3 separate regions of the Mus musculus genome follow, and regions 1 and 2 are each linked to region 3. A link is a loop called in an ENCODE intact Hi-C map of the cell type or tissue named here. Cell type or tissue: gastrocnemius. All regions are shown on one strand. Links, peaks and the distances in the headings refer to the core of each region. The heading gives the core; the rest is flanking DNA.

Region 1 (10,358 bases), core at 3,148-8,147, 77 kb after region 3:
AACAAAACAAAACAAAGAACTCCAGGGCTTAACACCAGTCCTCATTTTGGTTTAAGACAGTTCATTGTGGGTGTTCTCATCTTGTGGGCTCTTGGTGACTAAGAAGTGCAGCTTCGAAGGCAGCTGTGTTTCCCAGAAGTTTCCCCATGGCTCAGCAGCAGCCACTTCCTCCCTCAGCCCCTCTCCTGTGGCACCTGGAGATGCCCTCTGTCCCTTCCCTAAGTGAAATTAAGGTAGCAAGTTTGGAACCATCTTGACCCAATTTATACAGCCTGGCCTCTGGCTTTTGCTACTTATTTTAGGAAGGAAACAGCCACAGAATCTGCTCCCTGCTGGCTTCCTGGCAGTTGTCATTCCCAGTGAGAAAAAGCTCTGTCCATCCAAGGACCAAACATGACCTTCTAAGTCGGATTGTCCAAGTGCCCCACATGTTCTGTGTGTTCTTGTCAATCAACCACAAACAGTTCACCCTACTTCATATATTGGAGAGGCCAGCCTGGAGCAGCCACAGCACGTGACAAGGCTGGCAGAACGCTAGCTTGATTTTTTTGTTGTTTTAAATCCAGCAACTTTAGCTATGTGTTTTGCTAGCTTCTATTCTGCAGTGATTTAATTTGGGTTCATATTTTCTGGCATTAAAATCCTTAATGCGCTGGGTATGGTGGCGCACGCCTTTAATCCCAGCACTCGGGAGGCAGAGGCAGGCGGATTTCTGAGTTCGAGGCCAGCCTGGTCTACAAAGTGAGTTCCAGGACAGCCAGGGCTATACAGAGAAACCCTGTCTCGGAAAAAAAAAAAAAATCCTTAGTGCAACATTTTTTTTCAACTTAGATCAGTTGGCTTCTCCATGGTGCATCATGAGGACACTAACACCAACTTTACTTGGCTCTAAGCCTATTGGGGAAAGGAGCGCTCTTGTTCAGTTGTTTTGCCCCAGATGGGAATGGTGCAGCACTTTTCCTGTTTACATGAGTACCACCTGCTCTCCATTAAAGCAAAGCCAGACATCCAGACGGTTCGTTTTTACAGAGCTGTCGACAAATCCGAGTCCAAGATGAGCTAGTAAATGAAACCAGTGTGAAGCCCAGACTGTATTCTAGTGCTGACTCCTTCACCAGTGACAACTGACTGGGAGGGAAAGGGCCTGACCTCACCCTCACCACCTCAGCCACACCTCATGCCGCTGCAGCTCAATGGGGAACCTGCCAGGAAACTGAAGGGCAGGGGATTGTCTCATTATTACGAGTTCTGACTCGGACCTGGAAGTCACGGAACATTGTTAAACAGTTGTGCTGTTCTATTATGTGTCAAATTTCTACCTTTCCTCTGCTTGACTTTTAGGTAAGGGTAACCTGGTGTGGCTGCATGACAGATAAAGGACAGAAAATATGGCTGGGCTCATACCTGCAGCATTTGTCAGTTCATTCTCAAATCGCCACCGACCTAGTGTGGCTTGCTTTCCACAGTGATGGGCATTTTGTCCGTTCTAAAACATCCCAGTTGTCCTTCACATGGGTGTCTATATGGTTGGGTAGCTTCTGAGCACTTTATTGCCGTCTAAGAGATATGAGATATGTGAATACTTAGCCACTCTTTTACTGAAAGGGTTTAAGTATCGTGTATTTTGCCCCTTAAAAAAACTAATGTGCAGAGCCAGCCTGTGTGGTGGTGGTGCACTCCTCTAATCTCAGCACTCAGGAGACAAAGGCAGATGGTCTCGGAGTGTGAGGCCCCCCTCATCTACAAAGTAAGTTCCAGGACAGCCAGGGCTACGTAGAGCTACATAGAGAACCTCCTTCCCTCTTCCCTCCCTTCCCTCTCTTCTCTCTCTCTCTCTCTCTCTCTCTCTCTCTCTCTCTCTCTCTCTCTCATTTATTTATTTTATATATGTGAGTATACTGTGGCTGTCTTCAGACACACCAGAAGAGGGCATCAGAGCCCAACCTCTGGAAAAGCAGTCAGTGCTCTCATCTGCTGAGTCATCTTTCCAGCCCAAGTAACCCTATACTCAAGCCCCCCCGCCCCCCCAAAAATCTATATACTATTAGTGTTAGCACATGAGTAAAATTTTTTCTGATCAAGTGCAATTTTACAGCAGTTTCGGATTCATGTCCTCACCACCAACACACATACACACACACACACACACACTGGCTTGCATGCTTCACCACCACTGGTGTTTTTACCAGTGCAGAACACACATGTGGTGATCTAATCCTCACTCAGCCACCACCCAAGGCCTGTAGCTTGGACACACACTTCCATAGTTAGTATCTTACATGAAATGACTATTGTGTACCCAAGGGAGATAGCTCAGAGGTCAAGAGCACCCATGTTCAGTTCCCAGCACTCACACTGGACGGGTCACAACCATCTGTAACTCCAGCTCAAGTGCCCGATGCCTTTGGTGGCAATAGGCACCTTCACTCATGTACAGACACACAATTACAATAAATCTTCCATGTCTAATGGCATGTGACTACCACTCCCAGGCAGATTTTACTAACCTGACAGTGCCCTGGCTCCCATTATACTTCCCCCAGAGCCACTGGAGGTCATTGAGCTTATAATCTCCAGATTTTTGCCTTTCCCACACTGCCACGGTATTGGTAATTGCACATATTTTAAGTTAGAATCTCCTCTACCACAGAGAAAGCTTTCTGTTCCAAAAGAGAGCCAAGGAGGGTTCAAATCCTTAACTCACCTTTTTAGCATCAGCCAACAGAACTGACAACCTGGGAAGGGAATTGGAAAGGAAGACAAAGCTCATTTTAATTAATGAGCTTTTAATTAATGTTAGATTTACCACGTTCCTATTGAAACACATACTCCAAATTTTCCGGATCATAGCCATGTGTCTTGGTGGTTTGGCTCTGTCTGCCCACTGCTGTGGGTCCTGCCATCATAGAACATTACACAGGGACCGAATGCTACCATGAAGGACTGTCTCAGTAAGGAGCTGAAAGTGGCCTAGAAACCTGAGATCCCAGCAGGAAAGCCACATGTGATACTCATGTGGCTGCACTAACATGGAAGCCACAGAAGAAAGTGGTGTGTGGTCTCCACATGGTTAGATGCCAGGCCACTGTCTTCATCAAGAGCAGATGGAGGAAGTGTCATTATCTGCACGCATTAGGACAGCAGAAAGGACAAGGTGAGTACCATCCCCAGTGTGATGGTAGTGCACAGTATCTGAAGTCAGTGGGTAGTTAACATTTCTCCCCACAGGACTGGAGAGAGGGCTCAGCAGTTAAGAGCACTGCCACTTCCAGAGGTCCTGAGTTCAACCACTTAGTGGCTCACAACCATCTGTAATGGGATCGGATGCCCTCTTCTGGTGTGTCTGAAGACAGCTACAGTGTGCTCATCACATATATAAAATAAATAAATCATTAAAAAAGAAATTCGACGGGTGTGATGGCGCACGTCTTTAATCCCAGCACTCGGGAGGCAGATGAGTTCAAGGCCAGCCTGGTCTACAAAGTGAGTTTCAGGACAGCCAGGGCTACACAGAGAAACCCTGTCTCAAAAAAAAACCAAAAAAAAAAAAAAAAAATCTCTCCACAGCTCCTTAATAGACCATCTATGTAAGTGAAGTCCCTACAGCCAAAGCAGGATCATTGGCCCGCTGGCCTCCCGAAGAGAAGCTTTTATATAACAAGTAGTGAGGCTGCATGGGCAGGAAAACAACACTACTAAACATGAAGGGCGCTGGGAAGTGGTGGCGCACGCCTTTAATCCCAGCACTCGGGAGGCAGAGGCAGGCAGATTTCTAAATTCGAGGCCAGCCTGGTTTACAGAGTGAGTTCCAGGACAGCCAGGGCTACACAGAGAAACCCTGTCTCAGAAAACAAAAACAGACAAACCAAAACCATGAAGAGCCTCTCTGGGCGGTAGTAAGACAGACCTTTAATCCCACCCCTTGAGAGGTAGAGGCAGGTGGATCCATGGGATCAAGGCCAGCCTGATCTACAGAATGAGTTTCAAGACAGCCAGGGCTACAGAGAGAAATGCCTTGAAAAAAAGAAAACTAAAACAATAATGATAATGTGAGCCACACTTTTGGTTTGTTTGTTTGTTTTTGAGACAGGGTATCTCTGTATAGCCCTGGCTGTCCTGGAACTCACTTTGTAGACCAGGCTGGCCTCGAACTCAGAAATCCGCCTGCCTCTGCCTCCTGAGTGCTGGGATTAAAAGCGTGTGCCACCACACCCAGCTGTGAGCCACACTTCTAACTCCAGCATCTGAGGGGTGGAGACAAGAGGCTTGACAAGATCATCTTCTGCCTGATCTACTTGTGACACTTTCCCAAAGACCCTGTCTCAAAAAAGAAAAAAGAAAAAAGAAAAAATAACCATTCTGCCGTACCAGTACTGAAAAATGTGGTCAGTAATTCTCTAGGGGTTCTAAGAATTCAAGAATGTTCTCTAAGATTGTTCTTATAATGCTAAGATGTCATCTGCCTTGCGATTGACTTGAGCACAGCTGGGTTTAAACACAAATAAAGCCACCAGGGCATGGCTGGGAGGCCAAGCAGTGCTCTCCAAGTGTGAGTCCTCTGGAGTCCTTTCCCTTGAGTGTCCTCAGTGGAGGGAGGACGGTGACTAGAGTTCATGAACTCACCAAACACTAGGGGCTTTTTTTTTTGGGGGGGGGGTGTGTGACAGGGTTTCTCCCAAGTGCTGAGATTAAAGGCATGTGCCACCACTGCCTGGCAGAACTTGGGGCTTTTGAGAAACAATCATTGTTAGGAAACCTGAAACAGTCTTTCTCGAATAATATAGGAAAAAAGCAATAAAGGATTCCTCCCGGAGTGGATATACAATGGTTATAGCAATAGCTAACACATATGTAGCATTTTCCCAGATCAGCTTTTTAAAAATTCTTTTCTATGTTATGTACACGAGTGTGTGTGCATGTGCGTGTGTATGCATGCATGTGTGTGCACGCGAGTGTGAGAACGTGTGTGTGCACTAGTGCGCCATGCATGTACTCAGAGGCTAGAAGAGGCCACTGAGGCTCCTGAAGCTCCAGGCTTGAGAGCTGGGGACTGGTCTGTCTCTGGCCTCTGAAAGAGCAGTAAGTGCTAACTACTCAGCTATCGCTACAGCCCCTACCAAGATTATCGTGATGGTGATGGTGACCGAGCTCAGCACTTCAGACATGTAGGTACTTTTCCATCCTTGAGTCATTTAGAACTTCAGCTCCTGCAAAAATCTTTGCAGAAAGGGGTATTGTGCAAATCTTAGAAAATTAAACGTTGAAGCCAAATCTGTTTTTATACTGTAAATATCAAACCAATCTCATTGTTAAGGAGCTCTGATGAAGCAGTAGACTATGCTGACTTTATCGGAGCTTTGATGATTGGAAGAATGAGCCTTTCAGCATTGTCGCCCACTTTCATATTTGCAGTAGCCTTTTGGAGGCCCGGGTAATTCACTATGAATTTAAGGCTTGTAGATTCCACTTGTGGAAAAAACTGTCATTGGAATTTTGGTAGGAATTGCATTGATTTATATTTTTTTCTAAGTAGGGCTTGCTATTTAAACAATATTAAACCTCCCAAACCAACTGTCATGTGTTTCCATTTATTTAATGTATTCAGTTTATTATTGTAATGGAGTGTGCATGGGGTAAGAACAAGCTGAGAGAGTTGGTTCTCCCACTGTGGGATCCTGGGGCTTGAATTCAGATCATAGGATACTGACTTTCCCACAATAAATAAGAGTTCCTTCTGCTGCTGTTGTTGCTGCTCCTCCCCCCTCCTTTCTCCTCCTCCTCTCCCTCCTTCCTCCTCCTCTCCCTCCTTCCTCCTCCTCTCCCTCCTTCCTCCTCCTCATCCTCTTCCTCCTCCTCCTCCTCCTCCTCCTCTTCCTCCTCATCCTCCTCCTCCTTCTTCTTCTTCTTCTTCTTCTTCTTCTTCTTCTTCTTCTTCTTCTTCTTCTGCTTTTTTGTTTTTTGCTTGTTTTTCAAGACAAAGTATCTACATGTCACCCTGGCTGTCCTGGAACTTGCTTTGTAGATGAGACTGGCCTCCACCTCTCAGAGCTCCGCCTGCTTCTGCCTCCTGAGTGCTGGGATTAAAGGGTGGGCCACCACCTCCCTTCTTCTTTTTTGTTCATATGTTTTTGAGTCAACCTAGGTAATTTGTGTGTTTCTAGGAATTGGTAGGATGTATTTAAATTACCTAATTTTGTTATATAATTATTTGTAGTATTTATTTATGGCTTTTTCAAGACAGGGTTTCTCTGTGCCCCTTGGCTGTCCTGGAACTCACTTTGTAGACCAGGCAGGCCTCAAACTCAGAAATCCGCCTAGTACTTATTTTTAAATTCTTTTACTTTATATGCTTCTCTTTAAAAAGTACATTTACTTTGTGTGTGCGCACGCGGGTGCGTGTGTGCGTGCGCTTATGTGTAAGTTCATGTGCTACAGAGTCAGTATCTGTGTGTGTGGTATATGTAGAGCTGAGAGGACAATCTGAGAAAGTTGGTTCTCTCCCTCCACTGCATGGGTCTCAGTGTCAGACAGACTGTCAGCTTGGCAGCCCTTACCTGCCGAGCCCTCATGACAGTCCAAGTGCTTCTGTTTTAAAATCTATACCCTGCTGGGCATGGTGGTGCACACCTTTAATCCCAGCACTCAGGAGGCAGAAGCAGGCAGATTTCTGAGTTCGTGGCCAGCCTGGTCTACAGAGTGAGTTCCAGGACAGCCAGGGCTACACAGAGAAACCCTGTCTCGGAAAAAACAAACAAACAAACAAACAAAACAAAAAAACTATACCCCATACTAACCATATTTCAAATAAACTAAAATAGGACAAAGTTAAAAAGAAGATATGCAAACACTCAAGTTTTATTTGCATATTCATTTACATAATAATGATATGCTAAATATCAAAGCAAGAATGGATGATAAATGTTTGTGCACAGAATTTTCAGATGTGTCAATATGATAAAGCACCACTACAAGGAAAGAAAAGAAAAGAAAAGAAAAGAAAAGAAAAGAAAAGAAAAGAAAAGAAAAGAAAAAAGGAAAAGAGGAGAAAAGAGAAGAAAAGAGAAACCTGGAGAAAAATATTTGCAGGAAATATGCAATTTTTTGTGTTAAATCTACTCTAAATCAAAAAAGCACCGAACACAAAATTGTGTGTGTACATAAACTATGCAAGTGAACAGCACACTTGCAAAAAGATTCATTTCACCAATAAAGTAAAAAATGTAAGATGCAACATATTTTGCCCATTATGAGGGCCAGGGAGTGGAATATGATGGTTTGTATATGCGAGGCCCAGGGAGTGGCACTATTAGAAGGTGTGGCCTTGTTGGAGTAGGTGTGTCACAGTGGGTGTGGGCTTTAAGACCCTCATCCTAGCTGCCTAGAAGTGAGTATTCTGCTAGCAGCCTTCAGATGAAGATGTAGAACTCTCAGCTCCTCCTGCACCAGGCCTGTCTGGATGCTGCCATGTTCCTGCTTTGATGATAATGGACTGAACCTCTAAACATGTAAGGCAGCCCCAATTAAATGTTGTCTTTATAAGAGTTGCCTTGGTCATGGTGTCTGTTCACAGCAGTAAAACCCTAACTAAGACACCCATCATTAATAAAAAGTCTTTCTCTCTTTGCGTTTATTTATTTAGTGTACTGTGTGCATGGGTGTGCATGTGTGTTCTTGTAGAGGTCAGAGGACAGCTTGAAGGAGTTGGTTCTCTCCTTCTGCAAGTCTAGCAGGCCCAGGGAATCAGACTCTGGCCTGGCAGGCTTGGCCATGAGTGCCTTCACTGCTGAGCCATCACAGTGGCTCTGAAGGATTCTTTAATAGTTTTGTTGTTGTTGTTGTTGTTTTGGTTTTTCGAGACAGAGTTTCTCTGTATAGCCCTGGCTGTCCTGGAACTCACTCTGTAGACCAGGCTGGCCTCTAACTCAGAAATCCACCTACCTTTGCCTCCCAAGTACTGGGAATTCTTTATTATTTAAATCAATGATTTGCTATGATAGAATCTGTATATTATGGGAGATAAATTGGAAACTTTTAGCAGACGGTAGAAAAGTTTCATACTTCTTGACCAAACAAGTACATTCCTTAAAACCTGTCAGGATAACAGAAATATGGCCAAAGAGTCCTAAGAATGTGCATGCCGGCCTTGGTGGCTCATACCTTTAACCCCAGCAGCGGCAGGCAGAGCACATGAGATCTCCAAAGCTTAAAGGTCAGACTGGTTTACATATGGAGGTCCAGTCTAGCCAGGTCTAAATAGGGAGATTCCATCACAAACACAGACACGAAGAGGCAAGGGTGGTGGTGCAGGTCTGTGGTCCCTAGCACTTGGGTTAGGAGCAGCCTTGTCTCAAAACAACAATAAAACCAGAATAATAACAGTAACAGTATTTATACTGAAAATTTAAATATAAACTCTCCCATAACAAGATAAATAGTGTCAAAATCAAAAGATGGAAAATAATTTCAAAATGTCTTTGATGACATCAGGAAGTGATATTGAGTAACTGAGTTCAACTTATTAAAGTAAACATTGACAAGGCTGTGGAGAAATTAGAATCCATGCACACTTCTGGTGTTGCATTCAGCTCTAGCCCATGCTTTAACATACAAAAAAAAAAAAAAAAAAGGAGAGAGGAGGGCAGGGACTGCTTGGGAAGACGGAAACTTATCAGGAGTGTAACAAAGAACTCACGGGATCAAAACAAAACAAAGGATAAGAACGTTAATAAAACCCAGTATTTATAGTTCATATATGCTAATAAAACCTTTTACAAATGTTGCCGCTGGGAAGTAGCTTGGCCATTCCTAAGGAATTAAATATGCTATGTTACAATCCAATTCCTAGATACATTCCTAAAAAAAAAAAAGAAAGAAAAGAAAAGAAAGAGAACGAGACTGGAAGCCGGTTAACAAGTAGTTGCCAGAGAAAGAAGGAAAGCGAAGCTGGGAGCGATTACTTGAAAGGCAATGAATGTTCTTCCTAGTGACTTAAAAGTTTTGATGGGATGTGCTGGTGCATGCTCTGATCTCAGAATTCTGGATGCAGAAACAGGCGAATCTCTTCGAGTTGGAGAAAAAATTGGTCCCGGGCTCCAGCCTGAACATTAAAAACAAACAAGCCCTCTAATAGAGAGGTGACATTTGTACAACATTGTGATTGTACTACAGGTCACTAAAACGCTCACTTGGACTTTCCCTGATCAGTGTAGGTGGAAGACCCCTTTGGGAATACTTGGTGCTGTAGACTTGAGAAACAAAGGGATAAGTATGTTATATGAACCTCAAATTTTAAAGGCTTCACAAAAATAAAACAAGGGAGAGACAGATAGTGGGGTAGGGGGTTGTAATGAGGAAAAGAAGGAGAGGAGGAGAAAGAGAGAAATATGAACTGCTTCAAATGCTAAGGGCATGCCTTGAGAACTATAGGCAGATGAGTTTTGGTCACGGTAGCAACACGCTCCCCCCCGCCCCCCCCATCAGAATGAAATCTAAGTAAGATTTCAAACCACCTCTCTACCTAGCTGGGTGTTTCAGAACTGCGACTGGGGGAGGGTTCCTGGACCCAACCACTCCGCCAGTCAGAGCAGACTGCACAGAGGACCTGGGCGTTGAGTTTGTTCCTTTGTTTAAAAAAATGGGTGAGCTTTCTGTGAGCCAATAGAGGGCTGGCCCTGTGAGGAAGAGCAACAAATACGTGAGCCAGATAAGGGGTCAACCCATCACGGCAGAGAAGACACTTGGTTGGCAGTGAAGCCCAGGTGGGGCGGAAACCTTTCCCAGACCTCGACCATAAAAGCGAGGTTATAAGCGACTAGGGCAGGACCTGGGACTGCACCCAGCCAGTGGGCTCGGAGAGTAGGAGTCCGGGCCGCCGCTGCATCCCAGCGTCCAGGGCATAGGGGTCCCTCGCTCCCGTGGCTCGGTCTTCCCTTCTGGCCTGGGTCTCGGTGAATGGACCCCGACACTTCAGCTGACGGAGCGAATGTCTTTCGCATCATCAGAACAACATGCTTTATATACTTTCATCACGCCGAAAACCAAAGGAAACCTGGAGCAGAAGCAGCATTCGTAGTCCCAAACACCGAAACTAATGTCTGCTTAGCGAGAGGAAGGCCGCCCCAGCTTTAGCCTCAATCCGGCTCACGGCGAGCTCCTGCCGCAGGGTGCGAGCCTGCAAGCCCGCCTTTCTTCTGGCCCGGGATCCTTTAGTTTACGCAGAAACACATTAGGGAAAAAAAAAAAATCTTGGTAAGCATTAGAGGGAAAACTGCAGCAGCCCGACGCAGCGGGGCCTTCGATAGCTCAGTTGGTAGAGCGGAGGACTGTAGTCAGTACAATATGGTAATCCTTAGGTCGCT
Region 2 (10,358 bases), core at 2,650-7,649, 190 kb after region 3:
GCTGATTAGGCGGTGGCCCAGAGTTCATGGGACCTGACAAACAAGTGGTTTGTCCCCTGTTCCTCCCAGGACTGTGCCCCTATGGACTAGTCACTACCGTGGAAAAGCTAGTGGCTGGGCAAAGGAGCTGTGGGTTTGCATCTGTCCATGAGTGGCACCAAGAACTCAGTATTCACAGTCTATAATCAGAACCAGAGATATAATTATCTCCATAGAGAAAAGCATAAAAATAGTCTTGAAGCAGCACCAGCTCCCACAGAAAATCTCCACTCCCTCCATCTTTTCTTTGGCACGTTGGTCTATGCTGAGTGGGCTTGGAAGAGACCAGAATACTCAGTTAAGTCTTTTACAGAGATGTTCACATGGTCTCCAGAGGTGGCGTCTACCCCACTCTCTGCCACTGTGCCAAAACCAAAGGACAGTGAGTGGTGGCTTTCAAAGCTTCAGACCACACAAGTGACAGCTGCAGTGTACTGGGCCCTGCATGCAGCTCATTTTTAAAAGCTCTGTCACTGTACATTGTCACCAGCTGGCCCTGAGAATTTGGGTTTTATCCTGTGATAGAAAACTGTGATCTTGACTAAATGTCACAGCCCTAGTGTGGGATCCCAGCTCTTGGGAAGTAGGAGGAGTCTGCGGAAAGTTTGAGGCCAATCTTATCTACATACTGAATTCCAGGCTAGCCTGGGCTACAGAGTTTGTGATTTTGGATCTCTGGATCTCTCAATACCTAGCTGTCTATAAGTCTCTCACCCCCATTCCCTCTCCACCCCCATCACCTCAACACTTATAAAAAGTCTGGGCTCTGAAGGCCAGAGCTTTCCCTTTTCAAAATTACATTTGTTCATTTGCTCTGTGTGTACATGTGTGTATTTGGGTGCATGTGCACACACCATAACACATGTGTGGAGGTCAGAGGACAACTTGGAGGACTTCATTCTCTTCTTCTACCTGTGGGTCCTGGGCATCAAACACAGGTTGTCAGTCCTGGTGGGCAGATCTGTGACCCACTGAGCCATCCGGCCATGCCAGCCAAAGCTTTCTTGACTGATGATTTAGGCAGTCTTGTGAGGCAGTGAGGTCGACCACATTGATTGCTATTTGGCTCCACAAACTCCTTGCCAGCAGAACTCTGGTTGTCAAGTGTGGGCTGACAACACTTTCAGAAAGGCTGGGCATGTCTCCCAGTGGGGTTGCCACATCTAGCAATTAAAATATAGGATACAGGGGGTGGGGGTATAGCTCAGTTGTGGAGGGCTTGCTTAGAATGAACAAAGCCTAGGGTTTGATCCCAATCCAGCAAGGAGGGAAAACATGCAGAGTATCCAGTTAAAACTGACTTTCGGATAAACAAGAAATAGGTGAGCTGGGCATAATGGTGCACACCTGTAATCCTAGCACTCAGTAGACAGAGCCAGGATGATCAAGAGTTCAACACCAGCCTCAGATACATAGCAAAACCTTGTCAGACAGGGGGAGAAGAGGAGGGGAGAAAGGAACAGAAGGGTAGGGGAGGAGAAGAGAGTGTGGAAAGGGACAGGAGGGGAGGGGAGAGGAGGGCGCCCTCTTTCTCGGGCACTAAGAATGAACTATGAGCTGGTCAAAAATGAGAGTCCTCAGGCCTCTTCAGGGATGGACCTGAGGTGTGGGCATGTAACACAAATCTAGCTAGCAGATGCACTGGGGGGCCTCTAGGAAAGACTTTTCTCCAGCTTAAAGTCAGAATGGAAGAGGACAAGTGAGAACAGGGAGGCCTCCTGCCTTCAGTGACCTCATGGTCTTAGGCACTGCAGGGGTCATCTTGTCACTAGGAGGGAAAATCCAGATAAAGTCAGAGTAAGCCAGGTGTCTGTCTGTCTGTCACAGTTCAGCGGTTCTGAGGGTCTCTCCCCAACAGAGACATAATGTTCTGTGACATAATATTTCCTCACTGCGAGAACCACTTTCCGTTGCCTGGTCTGTCCATGATTGCTGGCAACATCCTAAGCGATTCTGCTGACAGGAACCAGGAGCTAGGTCAGCAGGTGTTAAATGGCTGTGGTGAACAGGCTCTGAACTCAGCCAACGAACCTTCCCTTAGCCATGGGCACGGCACTTTCATTGTGAGGTCTTCCAGCCTGTGGCTGTTGGGTGGCTGTTGTGTGGGTCTTTCTCAACTCCTCACCCTTTAGGAATGACAGCAACTCTCCAGACTGTGAGGGCGTGAGAACGAGAGAGATTTGCTTCCTCAGATGGGTTAGCTATTTTTGTTAGCCGTTCTCTGTGTCTTCAAGGTCATCGACAGCTTTAGAGCACTGAACTGACTATACCAGGAAGTGCTAGGCAGGCAGGCCAACATTAAGGGATGAGTGGACTCTGTGTAACAATTGTGGGTGTACAAAGAGGGACCTTTAGCCTAGAAGATGGGGTTAGTGACCCTGAGGTAGCATTACCTTTTATGGTGTCTGTTTTTCCATTTTTGATCACAGTGTAGAGTGTTTCATAAAACAGTTTTGATGTTTGTTGAGTGTTTTTACTTTAACCTGTTTGTCACAGTTACGTGTGCAGGTGTAGAATTCTGATCAACAACTCCATCTCTCTTCCTTCTTTCCTTCTCTGAAGCAGCCACAAGTTATCAGTTTGTTTTCCTATTCTTCTCTCACACATTACAGTCCAACCACAGTTTCCCTCTCCCCTCCCCTCTCAGGTTATCAGTGTCTTGTGTATGCCTGCAGAGATTTGTAGGCCTTGGAAAAGCATATACATATACACAGATTCTTTTAAAAAGCTTTTTGTTGTTGTTACTGTTGCTTTTGTTTTGTTTTTAAGTGCTGGAGATGAAATCCAGGCCTGATATGTACTAGAAAAGTTAGTTATATTCTTAGCCCTAGAATTCCATTTTCTGAGGGGGTGAGTGAGCAGAGATGGGTATATGAATATGATGCACAGTATTCCTTTTAGAAAACATTTATGTATCTATATAGTGTGTTTGCATATGTTTGTGGGTACACATGCCAGAGATCAGAGGACAACTTGTGGAAGTTGGTTCTCTTCTTCCATAAGCAGATTCCAGGAACTGAACACAGGTTCTCTGGCTTCGTGGCAATTGTTCTTTCCAGCTGAAAAGTCTCCTGTGTCCCTGGCCTGGGATACACAGTGTTCTACTGAATGGATGTACCACAGCTTATACGCCAGGGCTGGAGACTAAGAGCTTTCACTCTTCCAGGGGACTTGGATTTGGCTCCCTACACCCACCTTGGGTGACTTCCAACCTTCTGGAACCAGGAGAACTGAAGCCCTCTTCTGGCCTCCATGGGCTCCTGCATACATTTGATATACATAACTGACACGTATGACCTTTATTGACAGCACTTGGAAAGCACATCTCTGTGAGTTCAAAACTAGCCTGGTCTACAGAGTGAGTACTAGGACAGCTAGGAGTACACAGAGAAGCCCTATCTCAAACAAAACACAACACAACAAAACAAAAACAAAAACAAAAAGAACACATAAAACCCAGAAACAAATAAATAAAAATAATTTTTAAAAAAGCTTATTAGCCAATTCTTATTGGCAGTCTAGAGGATATTGATAGAACCTAGTAGGGAAACCCCCACTCAATTCCCAATTCTGTGGGCACCCAAAAAAAATCACGAAGGACCATCTTGATGTAATTACATGAGGACGTTTAATGACGTAGCTCCGGACCGACATGCATCCCACACAGGAGATAACGGATGTCGGCCATGAGGCTCGGAAGCTAGGGGTTTTTATGGGGTGAGGGGCTTAGGGGTGTGGAATTCAGCATAGCGACACACTATTGGCTTATTCAAACATCAGCAGAAAAATTACATGTACGTGCAGGGTGTCAGAGTTCTGTGAGTTGTTGACTCAGTTCAGATAGCCCTGCTATGTCTTCACAGTCCCCTTTATCTTATGGTCAAGATGTTCCCAGGAATGTTTTAACAACAGGGCATACCCAGGTTTGTTTTTCTTTATTCTCAGCCCCAGGCAGCCTCTAGGCTCACAAACAACCAGCAATTTCTGTGTACTTTATATGACTTACAGGTCTTGAAATTTCATCTTTCTTTCAATATAAGCCATGTTTTTTGGCTGGCCAGTTCTTTCTGAACACTTCAGATGTTTTACTCTGCAGATCAGGCTGGCCTTGAACTCATGAAGAGCCACCTGCTTCTGCCTCCAGGTGCTGGGATTAAAGGCATGCACTATTAGCACACTTGGCTATGGATACTTCCACTGCCCAGCTGCACCCAGAATCCTTCTCTGAAACAGAAGTAGAACCCAGAGGAAGGAGGCTCCACGAAGGGCTTCCACATTTTTGGTATAGATGCCACAGGGCTTAAGTGAGGACATCCTGCACAGTCACAGGGACTGGCACCATTAACAGTTGCATCCAGCTGTGTAGTGATGGCGCACGCCTTTAATCCCAGCACTCGGGAGGCAGAGGCAGGTGGATTTCTGAGTTTGAGGCCAGACTGGTCTACACAGTGAGTTCCAGGACAGCCAGGGCTACACAGAGAAACCCTGTCTCGAAAAACCAGGAAAGAAGAAGGAGGACGAGGAGGACGAGGAGAAGGAAAGAAGGAGGAGGAGGAGGAGAAGGAGAAGAAGAAGGAGGAGGAGGAGGAGGAGAAGGAGAAGAAGAAGAAGAAGAATTGCAGCCAAGTTCCTGGTGTCTGTGTTTATGATGGCAATGTTCTAGATGTTTTATTCTTTGTGCTATTTCTGAATGTGGTTTATGGCTTTAGTTATGGGGGTCAGCACTGAACCTGCTCTCCTGTCCTCCCAAGAATTATCTTTATAATAAACAGTTTTAAACTGTCCAACCACTTACACCTGCTGCTTGCAAACAAGAACCCTGTCTGAGATAGGCATATATATATATATATAATTTTTTTTTTTCCGAGACAGGGTTTCTCTGTCACTTTGTAGACCAGGCTGGCCTTGAACTCAGAAATCCTCCTGCCTCTGCCTCCTGAGTGCTGAGATTAAAGGCGTGTGTCACCACGCCCGACTCCAATATATTTTTGTAGGAGGGGAAACGTCTGATGATTCTCCTTGCATGTACTTCTGTGCCACTGTGTGTAAATCCACATGGTAAAATGCTAGGGCCCTGGGGATGGAGAGACAGCTCAGAGACTATGGAGCACTTCTCGCCCTTGCAGAGAACCTGAGTTCCATCCCCAGCACTCTGGGCTAGAGGTTACAGCAGCTGCTGGGAGGAGTGAGCTGGAGAAGAGAGAAAGCGAGGCCTTTTGAGTAAGGACCAGCAATGGCGGTCTCAGAGCAGCTATAGCAAAGGGGGAGGTCTTCAGAGAAAACAGTGGGAGAGCCCAGAACACCAGAACAAGCAAGCTCCAGTCTCCTGCTTCTACTTCAGAGGACAGGAGTTCAGCTGTCACATGGTGACAACCACCTGTAACTCCAACCCCGGGGGTACAGCTCCCTCTTCTGGCCTATGTTGGTACCTGCACACACTCACACAGACAAATACGGGTAAATTAAAATAAATCTTATAACAATAATTCAAGTTAAACACATGTTTTGCATCTGAACCTGCTTGTCTCTTGGAGGTTCTCAGCTACAGCACAAAGGAGGTCAAAGGCTAGTCCCGTCCATATTTTTATATTGGAGACCCTTGCGAACAATCCAGACAGAGCAAGGGCTCTTAGGGACTGTGAGAAACTCAAGAGCAAAGTTCACAGGGAGATGAGATGGAAAGTCACTTGTGCTTGGTTCTGGGTCACCCAGGAAAAGCAGTTTCTAGTTCTTTCTTGTGTATATTTGTGTGTGTTGGGGGAGGGATGATTTCTGTTCGATCATTATTCAGGACCATGCAATTGAGACAGGGTCTCACTGTGTAGCCCTGGCTGTCCTGGAACTAGCTGTGTAGACCAGACTGGCCTGGAAATCACAGATTTCCACCTGTCTCTGCCTCTGAGCACTAGGATTAAAGGCATGTACCACCACCACATGGCTAAAAATATTTTGGGGAGGGGTAGAGAGATGGCTTAGCAGTGTGTCTGAAGACAGTGTATGTATGTTTGTATAAATAACATAATAAAATCTTTAAAAAATAGTTTTTTCAATAACAGTTCCTCAACCTTCACCAAATTTTTTTTTACCAAGTGTGGTAATGCATACATTCTCTGTTGTTTTAGTTTTTTTGAACCAGATCTCACTATGTAACCCTGGCTCGCCTTAAACTCTCAGAGATCTGCTTGCCTTGACTCCTGAGTCCTAGGATTAAATCCTCTTGCACCTCCGTCCCCCCATTGTGTTCAAGTGACACTTGGCTTTAATCTCATTTTTCATTCAATAGGCAGAGGCAGGCAGATCACTGTGGATTCAAGACCAGTCTGGCTGAAGTCGTGAGTTTCAGGTCAACCAGGGCTACATAGTGAGACTCTGTCTCAAAAAAAAAAAAAAAAAAAAAAAAAAAAAAAAAAAAAAGCTAGAGCTGGGCGTGGTGGCGCACGCCTTTAATCCCAGCACTTGGGAGGCAGAGGCAGGTGGATTTCTGAGTTCAAGGCCAGCCTGAGCTATATAGAGAAACTGTGTCTCAAACCACCTCCCCCCCAAAAAAAAAGCTAGAACAAAGAAAAATTCTGAAAATAAAAAAATTGAGAATTTTCCCTGAAGAAGCTATATGTGTTGGTACACACTTGCTACACAAAAAACATAACTCAAAAAATCTTAAATGAACACAACCGTGTATTCTGGAGCTATTTCGAGTGACCACAGTTCAGTAACACACATTTAGGTTACCACAAATTCTGTGTTCTGATGTGGAAACAGTTTCATAGTTTTACAGAATAAAGAAAGTCCCAAATCAAGGCAAGTTTAAAACACATTTGTGGGTACATCAGAGAGGCAGGCACAGAGAGATTGGGGAAGCTTTCTATAGCCCAAGATGCTATATGGTGAGATCTTAGCTTCTGGGTTGGTGGAAGCTGAGGGTCTCTGTAAGAATCAGGGTCACTTATGGTGGATAGGACAGCTTCCTGATCTTCCAGAGGACCTGGGCACCGTTTCCAGCCCCGACACCAGGTAGCTCACATCGACCTAGAATGCCAGTTCCAGGGAGCTCACTTAGGCACACACAGAACCGTGTAAGTAAAATTCCTTTTTGACCTAGATCGGTCAAAGAATGGCGAGCGGTGAGTAAGGGGTTTGCATGGGGCCATGGCAGGAATCTAGGAAAATGAGTTATTTGAGTCCTGGAATGTTGTTTACTGTGGTTGGGAGTGTGTCACTGTTCAGGAATTTTTAAGAGTAGAGTAGCTGTGACTGACTGCTACGTTAGAGGGCAGGCATTATTTTCCTAGGGGGTTCAGAGGTTCCATTAGGGCTAAGCACTCAACACTGGCTTTGAAAAGAAGCTCCTTGGGCCAAGGCTGAGAGCAGCTCTGTGCTGTGGGTGGAATGATATTTAGAAGGCTGTTTGGCTGCATCTCCATTTAACAAAACAACACGGGTAGCTTCCCTCTAGGGCCTGCGACCACCTGAGCTACAGGCTTTCTCTAGGTTTACAGAACCAACTGTGAATCTCTCCCATGAAGGAGGCCTCACTCCAAGCAGAAAGCAGTTGATGGCCACTGTAGCAGTCCTGTCACTGTCAGGGGCACAACCTGCCTGGGGAGTCAGGCTTTAGCACCCAGCACTCACCGTGTGGTAATATCAGTGACTTTTCTCCCTCCATAGCCTGCATGCACAGTGCCTTCTCACACTATGAAAGCCAGCCAGCAGGGAAGAAACTTTTAGATCATCGAGTTACAGCCTCAGCACTTTTACATTTTAATTCATACTTTTTGTTTGTTTGACTGTTGTTCTGGGGATTAAATTCATTGCAACCACTGTAGCATCTGAACTACACCCCCATCTCTGTTTTCATGTTTTGAGGCAGTCTGGCTGACCTGGTACCTACTATGTAGATCAGCCTGACCTCTAACTTTTAACAATCCTCCTGCCTCAGCTTCTGAAATACTGGGATTACAAATATGCTGTAGCCCAGGCTGGCCTTAACCTCCTTATGTAGCCAAGAGTGACCCTGACTTCTGTTCCTCTTGCCTCCACCACTGTGATGATAGACCTACAGACATGTGACACGTGACACGTGACACAGCTGTTTTTATTTTTGAGATACAGTCTAGTTCATTTGCCCAGGCTGGCACTGAACTCACTCTGAAGCCCAGACAGACTTTGAATTTGTTATCCTCCCAGCTCAGCCTTCCAACTAGATAGGATTACAAGTCTCAACATGCAGAGTCAGCTTTTTTTCTTTTTTCTTTTTTTTTTTTAAAGATTTTATTTATTATACATAAGTATACTGTAGCTGTCTTCAGATCTCACTATGGGTGGTTGTGAACCACCATGTGGTTGCTGGGATTTGAACTCAGGACCTCTGGAAGAGCAGTCAGTGCTCTTAACCGCTGAGCCATCTCACCAGCCCCGCCAGCTTTTTTTCTTAATAAAGTATTGAAATGAGATCTGTATGTGTATCATCATGTTGTTAGTAGATTCACAGTACTGTGTGGTGAAGTATGCCGAGGATGTATGAAGTGTACTTTAGCTGGGCCTGATGGAGAAGGCTGTAACCCAGCTATTCAAACAACTGAGCAAGGCTGGTGGCTCACAACTGACTATAATTACAACCCCAGGGAAACCATCGCCCTCTTCTGACCTCCACAGGTACTGCACACACAGTACACAGACATACGTGCGGGCAAAATACCCATATACATAAAAGACAAATAAAATTAAAACCTTTAAATTTTTCAAAAGAAAGAAATTGAGAGAGGAGACCAGCCTGGTAGAATTTTCAAGACCCTATCTCAATGTAAACAATGATTTAAAAGAACTTAGGATACACTTCAGTGGTAGAGCCCGTGCCTAGTATGTGAGTTCAATCCAATCCTTAGTACTACAAAGTGAAGAGCAACTGTAGTTGGCAATGTTTAGCCTCTAGAATGCCCTCACCTAGATAAGAACTGGAAGGTAATTTAAACCCCTTCCCTTTAAAACTCAACAGTTGCTCTCTCCAATGTAGATGTCATTATCTTTCTGACTTTGTGGTTCATTACTTCTTTGCTTTAAAAAAAATTAAAAAAGAATAGATTTTACAAACTTTGTACAGCATCGTAAATTCTAGACCTTAATTTTTTTAATTTTAATTTTTAGATAGTCTCACTTGTTAGTCCAACTCCCAGAGATCTCCCTGCCTCTGTCTCCCTAGTGTCTGAATTAAAGGGTGAGCCACCACCTGGCTTTTAATTACTTCATCAACAGAGCTAACTATCCTAACCTAAGACCAGTAGATGGTAACATTTTGGGGTGTGGGCTGGAGAGATGACCCAGTGGTTAAAAGCACTGACTCAGAGGTCCTGAGTTCAATTCCCAGCAACCACATGGTGGCTCACAACCATCTGTAATGGGATCTGATGCCCTCTTCTGGTGTGTCTGAAGTGTGCTCATATACATAAAATTTATAGATAATTCGTTAAAAAATTTGGGGGTGCTCATTGCAAATTTAGGATTCTTCTTACTGATTGAACATAACCAAACTCAACCCCGAAATGAGGGAGACTATCCAGGCTTCTGCTCTGCTCTGGAATGGGGGACAGCCCTCAACCATGCTTAGCAATGTGAAATTTAGGCTAGGAACTTTGCTCTTTCTCTTCTCTGAGAACAAGGTACCATTGGAATGCTTTTAATTCTAATGCTTATGCTTCAAAGAGCAAGACTGTTTTCTCAAAGAATGCTGTCCCACATTGTCTGCGGGCTCCCCCTTCCCCTCCCTAGAGGCTGACGGACGTAGAGTTAATTACTGAAAGTTGGCTCCAGGGAGACTTCCGAACTTTCTCCTGATTAGACTGAATTTCCCTTCATCCAGTCTCTCGTGGGTGTCTCTAACCTGCAGTGGGATTCTCTCTGCATCTTATCTTCCCTCTCTGGGCCTGTCTCACGTCTCTCTTCTCTAAACCAAAATAAAAGGGGCCATTAACAAACCACTTACAACTTTAAAAGAGTTCTTTAAACAAATTAAACCAGTTTGTAACCATTCATCACACCTTCTTGTGAATATAGCCTGACTTGCTCCCCTTACTGATCAGAACTTGGTGTGACTCGAGGGAGGTAAAATCAGAGTAAACTTCATGGGACCTAAGGGGCCTGATCCAGAGACTTCACCTTCCCAAGGGTCACGTGTGACACTCTGGGGATTTTCACAGTAAGAATTCTCCAGGAAACACAAGAGGCCAACATTATTGCCCCAGTTGAAATGAGCATCTCTCTCTCTCTCTCTCTCTCTCTCTCTCTCTCTCTCTCTCTCTCTCTCTCTCCATCCCTCCCCCTCCCTT
Region 3 (10,358 bases), core at 1,786-6,785:
CCGTTTGTTTTAGATGTGATTTCCTTATGTAATTTCTGAATGGACAAACAACATGGTTATAGGAACTCAAGCTCTCCAAGGCCCTCTGGGGGCAACTCCCCGGAAATCTAAGCTCACCCAACTGAAAAGTTCCCAACAGCTCTGTGTGCTTTGGTGACATCTTCTAACCAGTGCCTCCGTGTTGCTGGAATTCTTCATTGCAAACTGGTTTGAGTGTTGCAGATTGGGGGCCCTGGAGTGCTCCCCACCCCCGCAGCACCAGATTGCCATATTTCCAGGCACTGAGGAGTCAACATCACAAACAGACTTTTGGGAAAGGCTTTGACACCTTCATGACTGGGGAACTGAAACTACTGGGAAAGGATTGACCGGGTTTTGAGTGTTTTGAGTCCCAAGGACGACACTTCAGTAATGCTGCCTTAATGCCATGGCAGTGATCATCAGAATTCCTGGTGGCTCCTAAGAGGAACTTGAGGCCCGCTCTAGTCATCTTAGTCTGTTGCCATGTGGGGGCTGCTGTTGATCAACAGCCAGGTCTCCAGAGTAAACTATCTGCGACGTGGCCCAAGGAGTGGCTTTCTGCAGATTGCTCTGTGATTTCTCCCTGCTGTCTGCACTGTGGTTGCGAAACTCCTGGGAATTGGTAGCGGGGGCATAAAAGAATGCTGCCTTCCATTCTGTTTCTCAGATACTGCTTTCATCTGTCATCGTGTTTAGGAAAACTGGTATCCCAATTCCAATCTATAATCAAAGCCAATACTTTGGGGATTAATGGTTTAACCTAAGTGAGCAAAGTGGGGCTCCCTTCTAGACTGGAGGTCTGAAGTTGTTCATGGAGCCCAGTGGCTCTCAGCCAGGGGCAGTTTTGTCCTCTAGGAGACAAGAGTAGGAAATCTTTGGACATTCTTTTGGCTGTCACAACGTAGCAGACTAGCACTACTTGAATCTATTGGATAGAGTTCCAGGACCCTGCCAAGCCATCTACTCGGGATGCATTCGGGGGAGCCACTGCAACAAGGAATTCTTCCACACAAAATGTCAACAGCGATGAGATGTGGAGATATCTGAGAACACAGCTTGATAAATCTGTGTGAAGCTTAAAGATGGAATGGGATCGTTGCTTTAGAAAATTGTATAAGGAAGTTTTAAGGAGGGAGGCAGAGCTAAGTTTATGATGCAATTCTGTGTGGCAAGACATTCAGGATGCAAAACATCACGCACAGGGTTGGACCTCAGCATCCCAGGATCAGTCAAAGGCAGGACCCCAAGGAGTCTTACCACGTGCTTCCCATGGCTTCACCTGTCAATCCAATGCCACCGAGATCAGGAACTGTGTTGTACCAGGTCCTGCTTGGCCACTGTGAAATGCTCCAGGAAACAGATGGCCACTTGTAGATCTGACTGAAGTTCAAAATGCAGACAGAGGGGCCACAGCAAGTAGAAGCCTAATCACTGTTACACTTCAATTCTTTAATTATCAAATATATAGCCTTTCTGTTATACCTGGGTGTAAACTAAGCCCCTCTCCAGGAAATATCTTGTGGTGGGTGGAGAAACGGACCATTTTAAAACTCAAGGAAGGGTACTTGCAAAAGGAAGTGGGCATTGTGGCTAAAAGGAAATTCAGAAAGAGTCTGGGAATGGTTGTTGACACACTACATCTGATGGGTCAGGTATTCAATGATGTAGTCCAGTCTTAACCTGTTTCCATGACATCGTTCTCTCAAATGTCTGCGTGTAAGTTATACAAACAACCTGCCAGATCTAAGTTCACAACTTGATAAATCTGTACTAAACCAATGTACAGCTGGAGACAGAACACTGCCAGGGCCTGGGAAATCAGCTCTGTGACTCTCCTGTCGTATCAGTGCCCCCACCCCATGGATAATAACTATGTCCCCGAAAAATGAGCATTGTCTTGAGTTGAACACTAATTCATGGACTCACACAAGGCATACACTTTGTCTTGTCTCTGTCTCTCAACAGTAAGTTTTTAAGATATAATACACACATCTTCTTGTCTGTTATGTGCAAGACTGTCTACCATGGAGGGAGAACTTTTTCAGCAATGTGTGCACACACGGGACCTTACATACAGCGTAGAAGCACATATCTGTGTGAAGGGTGCATGCAAGGTCCTTTCCTTCTGGTGTAGAATGAGACTTGTCCAATTCAAAAGTGAAATTAAGAAAGCAATTCCAGTCAGAGTAGCATCAAAAAGAAGAAGGTGAGGGCTGGAAAGATGACCCAGTGGCACTGGCTTCTCTCAGAGAGGACCCAGATTCAGTCCCCAGCCCCAGTGGGGCAGCTTGAAACCACATGGGACAGCAGGTTGAGGGAATATGACACCCTACAATGGTTGCCTACAGATATGCACATACAGTTGTGCACACATACAGGTAAAGTAAATATTTTTAAACTTATAAACTATAAAGTGTTTATTGATACAGGTACAATTGTGCTCTGAAACACATGGAACTGTTGGAAATGTTTAAAAAACCTAAATAAATGAAAGAGAATTCCATGGTCATGAATCAGATGACTTCATATCATTAAGGTGGCCATAGTCCCTCAAATGGAGCCATAGATTCTGCATAACCCGCAGCAGAATTCCAGCTGTAAAGGTGGAGAGCTGGCTTTAAAATTCATGTGGAACAACAGAGGACTCAGAAGAGTAAAGTCAGGAAAACCTTAAGGAGCTGGTGAAACCATCATGAATCTAGTCATGAAGACGGAGCCCCAGACAGCTCAACACCTCTCAGTAGGCCTCCCTCTCAAATATCCCTCCACACCCACCCCTCCAACCAACTCAACAGACTTTGGGAAACACACTCAGACCTTATCCAAACCCCGAAAACACATGGCAGGCATGAAGATAAGGGAGCACACACACACACACACACACACACACACACACACGTACACGCACATGCAGTCCCCTGCAGCTAGCAGTCTGCTAAAACAATGGCCTCTAAGGAGCATATGTTTCCCTGACCAGTCTCATGCTGGGGAAGTTAAAGCTGGAGACCTTTACATCACCCAGAGGGGGACTTGTCTTCTGGAAGGAGTCTGCACTATGCTGGCATTGACTCAGGACAGACTGAGAGCCAACGGCAGCAGTCAGCATTGGGTCAGTGAGGGCCAGAGCCACATCTTGTCCAGAAATGTGCAGTGAAGCACACCTCTTGCTCTCTACTTAACCTCATGTCAGTACTCAGACCATGGGCTTGGGCATACCATTGACCCTCCTTACCGGTTCTCCCAAGGGACATGCAGTATGAATCTTTTTCTGTCTGTTACTATTATTTGCCTGTGCAGGATGGTGGCCCAGCCTTGCTTGTTAGAGCTGCAAAGGCCCAGACTCTGACCCTAACAATAGCAATTTCAAGATAATTCAGTGGAGAAAAAGTTAAAACCAGTATTCTCAACAAATTGTGTTTAGACACATAGATATCCACATGCAAAACAAATTGGAATTGGAATTTGCCTCACAATCTGGAAAACGCATCCAAAATGGGTCAAAAATGTAAATCTAAGAGCTAGAGCTACAAATTTTTAGAAAAAAAAAAAAAGCATCAAGGTACATTTTTAGAGCTTTGATTAAGTATTGGATCCATACATATGATATCGAAAGCACACACATTACACACACACACACACACACACACACACACACACACACACACACATAATATCAAAAAGGGAGAAATGAGAGTCGAGGAGAATCTTCATGCCTTGGAGAATGGAAAGATCGACTGGAGAAGCAGAGGATTCTGGGAGAGGAAAGCACTCCAAGTTAACCTCCTTTGGCATGCCTTCATCCTTAGCTACAGCAGCAGCTGCCAGAAAGGTGTGTCTTCCCTTGCGCCATCCCTGTCCATCCTTAGCCAGACCCTCCTGGTCTACCAGGGCTTTTCCAGGTTGAGTAGGGTGGACTCCATTCATAGCACTACCCAGAATGACCACCAGATGGCGACGTAAACTCATCAGTGACTACATTGGCCTAAGCCACACACAGGCCACCATGAAGTGACCAGGTAAGACTCAAGGAAAAACAACATGTTTCTATGCTTGGCCCTGAACCCCAGAATGGCTTAAAGCAAGCAACCAGCACATGGATGAGGGACCACAGTCATTTTTCTCATAACTGGAACTCTCTTATGAGAGTTGAGTCTTTCACACTAATCTTCAAATAAATAAAACAGGACAGCCACTTAAATTTAAACTTCACATATAAATAACTATGTCAAAAAAAGTGTTTGTGGTATACTATGCTAAAAAGAAAAGAAGGACCAGAAATCCGCATTCAATAAAGATGTTATATATTCATGTAGCAGTTTATGTCTGGCAGGCTTACTGATCCTTCCACCATCCATTTAATAATTGCCCATATATCACGTCCTAGACCTGCATTAGCTAGTCCAAAAGTGAGCCAAGGACAGTGCCTATATCTAGAAGTGAGTTGAGGAAAAGACACCTTGACAAATGGTGGCAGTCAGAAGGCACGGCACGCATGGGACAGAGGGGGTGTGGATTGGACGCAGGCTGTAGTTCAGAACCCACTTCTTTGCAGCATCACCTCCCAGACAGAACCTACTTCTGATGTTCACTAGCCATGTGGGTTTGCTTAGGTGAACTATTAACACTTCTGGGCCTCTGATATGAATGGAAACTTCTACCACACTTACAGATGCCCAAGGAGCACTGTCTGCTTGGCCCAAGGTGTGGCAATATTAGCAGGTGTGGCCTTGCTGGAGGAAGTGGGCACTGTGGGGTTAGGCTCTGAGACCCTCCTCCTGCCTGCCTGAAAGACAATGCTCTCCTGTTTGCCTTCAGTACAAGATGTAGAACTCTCAGCTCCTCCAGTGCCCTGCCTGCCTGGACACTGCCATCCTTTCTACTATGATGATACTGGACTGAACCTCTAAACCTGTAAGCCAGCCCCTTTTAAATATTGTCCTTGATAAGAATTGTCTTGGTCATGGTGTCTCTTTACAGCAATGGAAATCCTAACTAAGACAAGTCTTACTTTCAAAATCACATGGTTTTATATCTACTTCACATGTCCAGTCATTTCAGTGTAAAAGATATCATTAGCAGTGGTGGCACATGCCTTTAATCCCAGCACTCAGGAAGCAGAGTCAGGCACAGCTCTGAGTTCAAGGACAGCCTGGTCCTGCACAGAGAGTTCCAGGTTTTTTTACACACCTGTCTTGAAACGAACAAACAAATAAGCAAAAGATATTGTTGTTCTTACTCCCTAAACAAAACAAAAACCTGGAAAATGTATCCATTCTATAGCTCTTCCACCCTATGTAATTATATAACTTTCTCATAAGCCACTTTGTGGAGAAAAGCCATGAGGATTTAAAGCCTGGTGTCATGTGACAGGCTTCACCCTGTAGAAAGAGCCCTAAGGCAGTGATGCTGGGGTGGATCAGAAATGGAGAGTCTGACAAGGCAGGCAGGTGTGAGACAATTCAATATTCTGGGTCAGAGATGATCATGGTGAGAGAGATCAGATGGACACAAACATGTGACTGACATTTCAGAATAGAACTGATTTTAATAGAAAAGCACCCTGGGCGTTGGGGGAGAAGAGTTACACCATAACTACAGTAGGAAGGTAGACTGGGTGTGGGTGGGTGGGGAGGGAGGGAGAATTTACTTCCCTTAAGGACACTGAGCCTTGATGACAGAACTGCCTTGAAGGTCTAAGAAGTGGGAGAACCATCGTGGGTGGAGGCACATAGATTCAGAAATTACCAGGAAAGACGAGGCCATTCAGGGAACAGTGTGGAGAGGAGAACGGGCAGAATGTAGTCTAGAACCAGGGGAGTTACTGTTGGGGAAGGACAAGGTTTCCATTTTACAAGATGAATGGGGTTCGTCAGATGAGTGGTGGAGGTGGGAACCCTGGGGAACATCCAGTGTTCGAGGTCACATCCATGGGACAAGGTACAATGAATGGAAAATGTCTAAGTGTCATGGCAGAGTGTCAACTATCAGGCAACAAACAAAAATGTGAACAAACTTCATTTCGTGAACATTGTTTTGAAAACTTGTGCATCAAAAACTGATGGTCTAATGCTTTGATATTCCAGCCCCCAAAATCAGGAGTCTGCATGTCCAAGCGCTGAAGATTTTCGAGGGCTAGAAACTGGGAGAAAGGAGGGGAAATGGCCATGTCTCAGAGGGAAACTGACCAGATTTAGAGCTGAGGAAGAAAATTCATCCAAAATGTAAGTGGAATGGGAAAGTGGCCTCATTGGAGGGGCTGCCTAGAAGGTAACAGGGCAGCAAAGATAAAACAGATTTAGAAGGTGTTGAGCCAGAGATACTGGAGTGAAACGTAGGCTAGCCAGGTAGATGTTTAGAACTGCCCAGCCTTTGAGTTAGTCAAGGCATATCAAAATTAACTATCATAGGTACGCTTGTGTGTGTGTGTGTGTGTGTGTGTGTGTGTGTGTGTGTGTGTGTGTGTGAGTGTGTGAGCGCACTCCTGCGTGTGTGTTTCATTCAGGAATCCAGAGGGCTCTTGTTCGAGGCTGGGAGTGCAACAGCTTAGCTAACTACCTCAACAAAATACAAAAACAGCATCTCTAGAGAGTGATAAGAAAACCCAGAGTAAGAGGAATTCTTTCCAATTTATGTATCTGATAAAAGGTTGGTTAGCAGAAAACACTCTTACTACTGAACAACAGGAAAAAATTCAAGATAGACTGGGTGTGGGTGGGTGGGGAGGGAGGAGAATTTACTTCCCTTAAGGACACTGAGCCTTGATGACAGAACTGCCTTGAAGGTCTAAGAAGTGGGAGAACCATCATGGGTGGAGGCACATAGATGCACACACATAAAAGATGGGAAAAGGGATTCTGAGAGACTGCCCCTCACCCAGCCCTCTCAAAAAAGATGTACAAGTGGCTGAAAGCATATAAAATAGTCTCAGACTTGAAGGCAGAGACAGTTCACAATGAACATCCCCACAACTATCAAAAAACAAAACAAAACAAAAAAACAGGAGATAAGAAATGTTTCCTCTGAAAAGATAAAACAGAACTACCCTACATTCAAACAATTCCACTTCTGAGTATATGCCCCCAAAAAATGTAAAACCAGGTCTCAGAGAGACATTTGTGGGCCTGAGTTCACAGTAGCACATAGCACAGTGGCTAGAAGGTGGGTATGAGCAGAATGCTCATGCAAGCATGAATGAATAAGTATAGCATGATGTGAACAAAGGAAGGTGCATCCTTTACAAGGAGGGAGCTGGGTGTGGCATCCACCTGAAACCCAGCACCAGGGAGTCAGAGGCAGGAGCATCAAGAGTTCAAGGCCACCTCCAGCTACATAGTTTGATCAGGCTACCGATAACCTTATTTCAAAATAAACAAGTAGATAAATACTGTCACATATTGAACATCAAGATACATTATCTGGGCTCAGGAGAGTTCAGTCCCTAAAGCACTTGCCTAGGAAGTACAAAGACCTGATTCCATACCCAGAACACCAGTTTAAAAACAGAAACAACAGATGTGGTGGCTCACGTGTATTACCCCAGTGCTGAAGAGGCAAAAGGAAGTGGATCGATCCCCGTTCTTCACTGGGAGCCAGCTGAACTAGCTTGTCAAGATCTAGGTCAGAGAAATACCCTGTCTTTGAACACTCAAAGTTCTTCTCTCTCTGTGTCTGTGTCTGTGTCTGTGTCTGTGTCTGTCTCTGTCTCTTTCTCTGTCTCTCTGTCTCTATCTCTGTCGGTCTCTCTGTCTGTCTCTCTCTCTCAAGAACACACATTCGAAATCTTAGGAAAGAATTATTTATTGGAAAAAGATCTATATTTTCATTTATATCAGTAAGTGGAGTTATGCTGAACTCTAAGTCAGGCCATGGCAGTACATAGCTGGGTCTCAGACACTCTGCCCAATTCCTGTGTAGACCTTCACTTTCCCTCCTCTTTGAAATGAGACGTCTATATCAGTGATCCCATGTCTGGGCTACTACTGTATGTTGACTGTAGTAGATGATGAGGTTCTTGACTGCACAGACTAATGGATGGAGTTGTCCCCAGATACAGAACCAGAGGTTCTATACATACACAGGGACCTGATTCAAACGATGAGATCTGACACTGGGCTGATGGAATGAGACATAAGGGTCTTGAGGGAGGAGATGAGTGTATTTTGAGAGCAGGTGTCAAAGTATGGAGAATTATATTTATATTTCCCAAATTATTAGCCTCACCAACAGTTCCCAGCCACGTGTATTTATCGCCCTGGGGAGAAGTTTCGGGGACAAAGGACCTGAGACACAGCATGGGAATTAGGTTTGATCTCCAGGGCATGGTGGAACGAGCCTGTTATTCCAGTGCTGGGGGCAGTGGAGACAGGTGGTTCCCTGAAGTTCATTGGAAAATTCGTTTAGCCAATCATCGAGCTCCACTGTCTCAGTAAGAGATCCTGCCCTGCCCCCCCAAAAAAGGATGTGGCAGCTCAGATCTGTCATCCCACTACGTGCGAGCACAGGCAGGAGCTCTCTATACATGAAGTCAGCCTGATCTACATAGTGAACGCCAGGCTAGTCAGAGCTACACAGTGAGACTCTTGTCTCAAATAAATGAGAAAGAGAGAGAGAGAAGGAAAAAAAACAAAGGAAGAAGGAAAGAAACAATTAAGGAAGACAACTGATACTGACCCCAGGCTTCCACGCACATGTTTACACATGCACACATGCACACATACGCGTATACTCACAGGCACACTCACATATAAAAGAGTCCCATACTTGTGCTATAGAATTTTGACCTTTCTCCTGTTGAGACACAGGAACTATGCCTATGCCTAGGCTGTGTGTTTTGTGTGTGTGTGTGTGTGTGTGTGTGTGTGTGTGTGTTTTCCAATAAGACATGGCTCAAGTATAGGATTTTGAAGCTAGGTTATAAGAGGGATTTTGCTTTTGTCTGCATTGGAGCATCTACTCCCTAAAACCTTCCCCTACTGTGTAAAAAAACCGATTTCCCTGAAACCAACAGATGGCAGGAAAACCAAAACTCACTCTGATACCATGATGATAGGAAGTTGCCCAGAAAGTCCTTGGTATTTAAGCCCCAGCCATCATTTGACTTCAGTGACACCAAAACCATCCAAATGAGCTCACCCGAACCTCCTAGCCCACAGAAATTCAGATAACGAAATGATTGTTTATACCATAGAACTACAGTGATCCATTATGTAGAAGCATTTTAAAAACTTAAGAGGTTACCACAGAGAGAACGGGAAGCAGGGTAAGAAGAGCGCTTTTTAGGATGTCCTCCTCGCCTCAGTCTCAAGGAGAGATGGGGATTCAAGAATCGCAGTCTTTCATGTCACCATTACTCAGGCTTTGTCTACACCTGCAAGCACAGAACTGAGCTAGAGCTTCACAAAGGAGAAGAGAAGGAAGCCGAGTGTGAAACCCCATCCCAGTTTTCACTGCATCCAGATACCTTGAAGGTGCAGCCAGGAACCATTCCTGTTTCTCAGCTCTGAGGCCAGGACCAAATATAAACAGGTATCTGCCTTCCTCACACTTTTTCTTGGGCAACATTTGTCAAACTTTTTCCTGAAAGTTGCTTTAGACTTAGGAGAGAAAACTGGTTCACCACATGCTGGGTTTGTTTGTTTGTTTTCCTTACTCTCTAATCCATCTCCTCTTTTACCTGAGAAAATGGACCCAATTCGGGTGCTCTGACATCACTGGTCCTTGGGTAGTCCTGGGGTGGAGTTTATAGGAACCAGACAGGAAGACTTTGAGGAGAAAGGCTGACTTTTAGTCACTCAAGGAAAAGACAGCATCTCTGGTATGTCAGTGTGTCTAGAAGAATCCAGCGTGGTTCACCAAAGGGATGCAATCAGAATAAGCTTATGCTCATGCAGACGGTGGGCAGAGTCAAGGAGGGGATGGAGGGTGTCCTCACTCAGGATGAACATACACCTCAGTGGAAACATTTGTGAGAGAGGTCTCAGGAGCTAGAAAATGCCAGTCTTGGTTAGATAGATGACGAGAACCTTGCCATTAAGATCAAGAGGTAGGCTCTGTGAAGTAGAAACTTAAGGGTTCTTTGGAGAGTCCATTGTGTTGGAAGGTGCTTTGCCCGGGCATGAAGGAGTGTTTTCCTAAAGTGGACACAGGTGAAAGACTAAGACAGACTCATGAAGGAGTTCACAGAAACAGACAAAGGCGAGAGGATGTTCTGCTACAACAAGCATGTAAAAGGACACGTGATGAAGGATTCTTTGCTAACAACATGCATGTATTGGTCTGCCTTATGTTGCATAGTTGAGCTGCATTTGTCGGGACTCTTTGGACTCAGGCTGATGCAT

What was found. Peaks named below come from ENCODE experiments on the same cell type or tissue, not always from the same donor. Only the 100,000 strongest peaks of a DNase experiment are listed, where the experiment ranks them.
Region 1: it touches region 3 in a loop (8-fold over the local background); 7 of 42 quality-filtered maps call a loop at or near these places.
Region 2: a loop joins it to region 3, with 7 times the contacts of the local background. A loop is called at or near these places in 32 of 42 quality-filtered maps.

The regions. Positions count from the first base shown.
Region 1 is chr5:30,877,792-30,888,149 of GRCm38, forward strand. Gm35795 (a long non-coding RNA gene) reads right to left here. Exons shown (of 2, transcript XR_376844.2): 2 at 8,374-10,203. n-TYgta9 (a tRNA gene) reads left to right here and starts at 10,292; the gene lies at 10,292-10,358. In gastrocnemius, for the core only: no CTCF peak of the experiment used is centred there; no DNase peak of the experiment used is centred there.
Region 2 is chr5:30,993,091-31,003,448 of GRCm38, forward strand. No RefSeq gene overlaps it. Among named protein-coding and RNA genes, the nearest start is that of Tcf23, 30 kb to the left of the region's middle. In gastrocnemius, for the core only: a CTCF peak has its summit at 5,461 (motif pointing left); a DNase peak (open chromatin) is centred at 3,228; H3K27ac peaks cover 256 bases.
Region 3 is chr5:30,802,342-30,812,699 of GRCm38, forward strand. All of the region lies in intron 1 of Gm46907 (a long non-coding RNA gene), which reads right to left. Among named protein-coding and RNA genes, the nearest start is that of Gm46907, 7.2 kb to the right of the region's middle. In gastrocnemius, for the core only: no CTCF peak of the experiment used is centred there; a DNase peak (open chromatin) is centred at 3,954.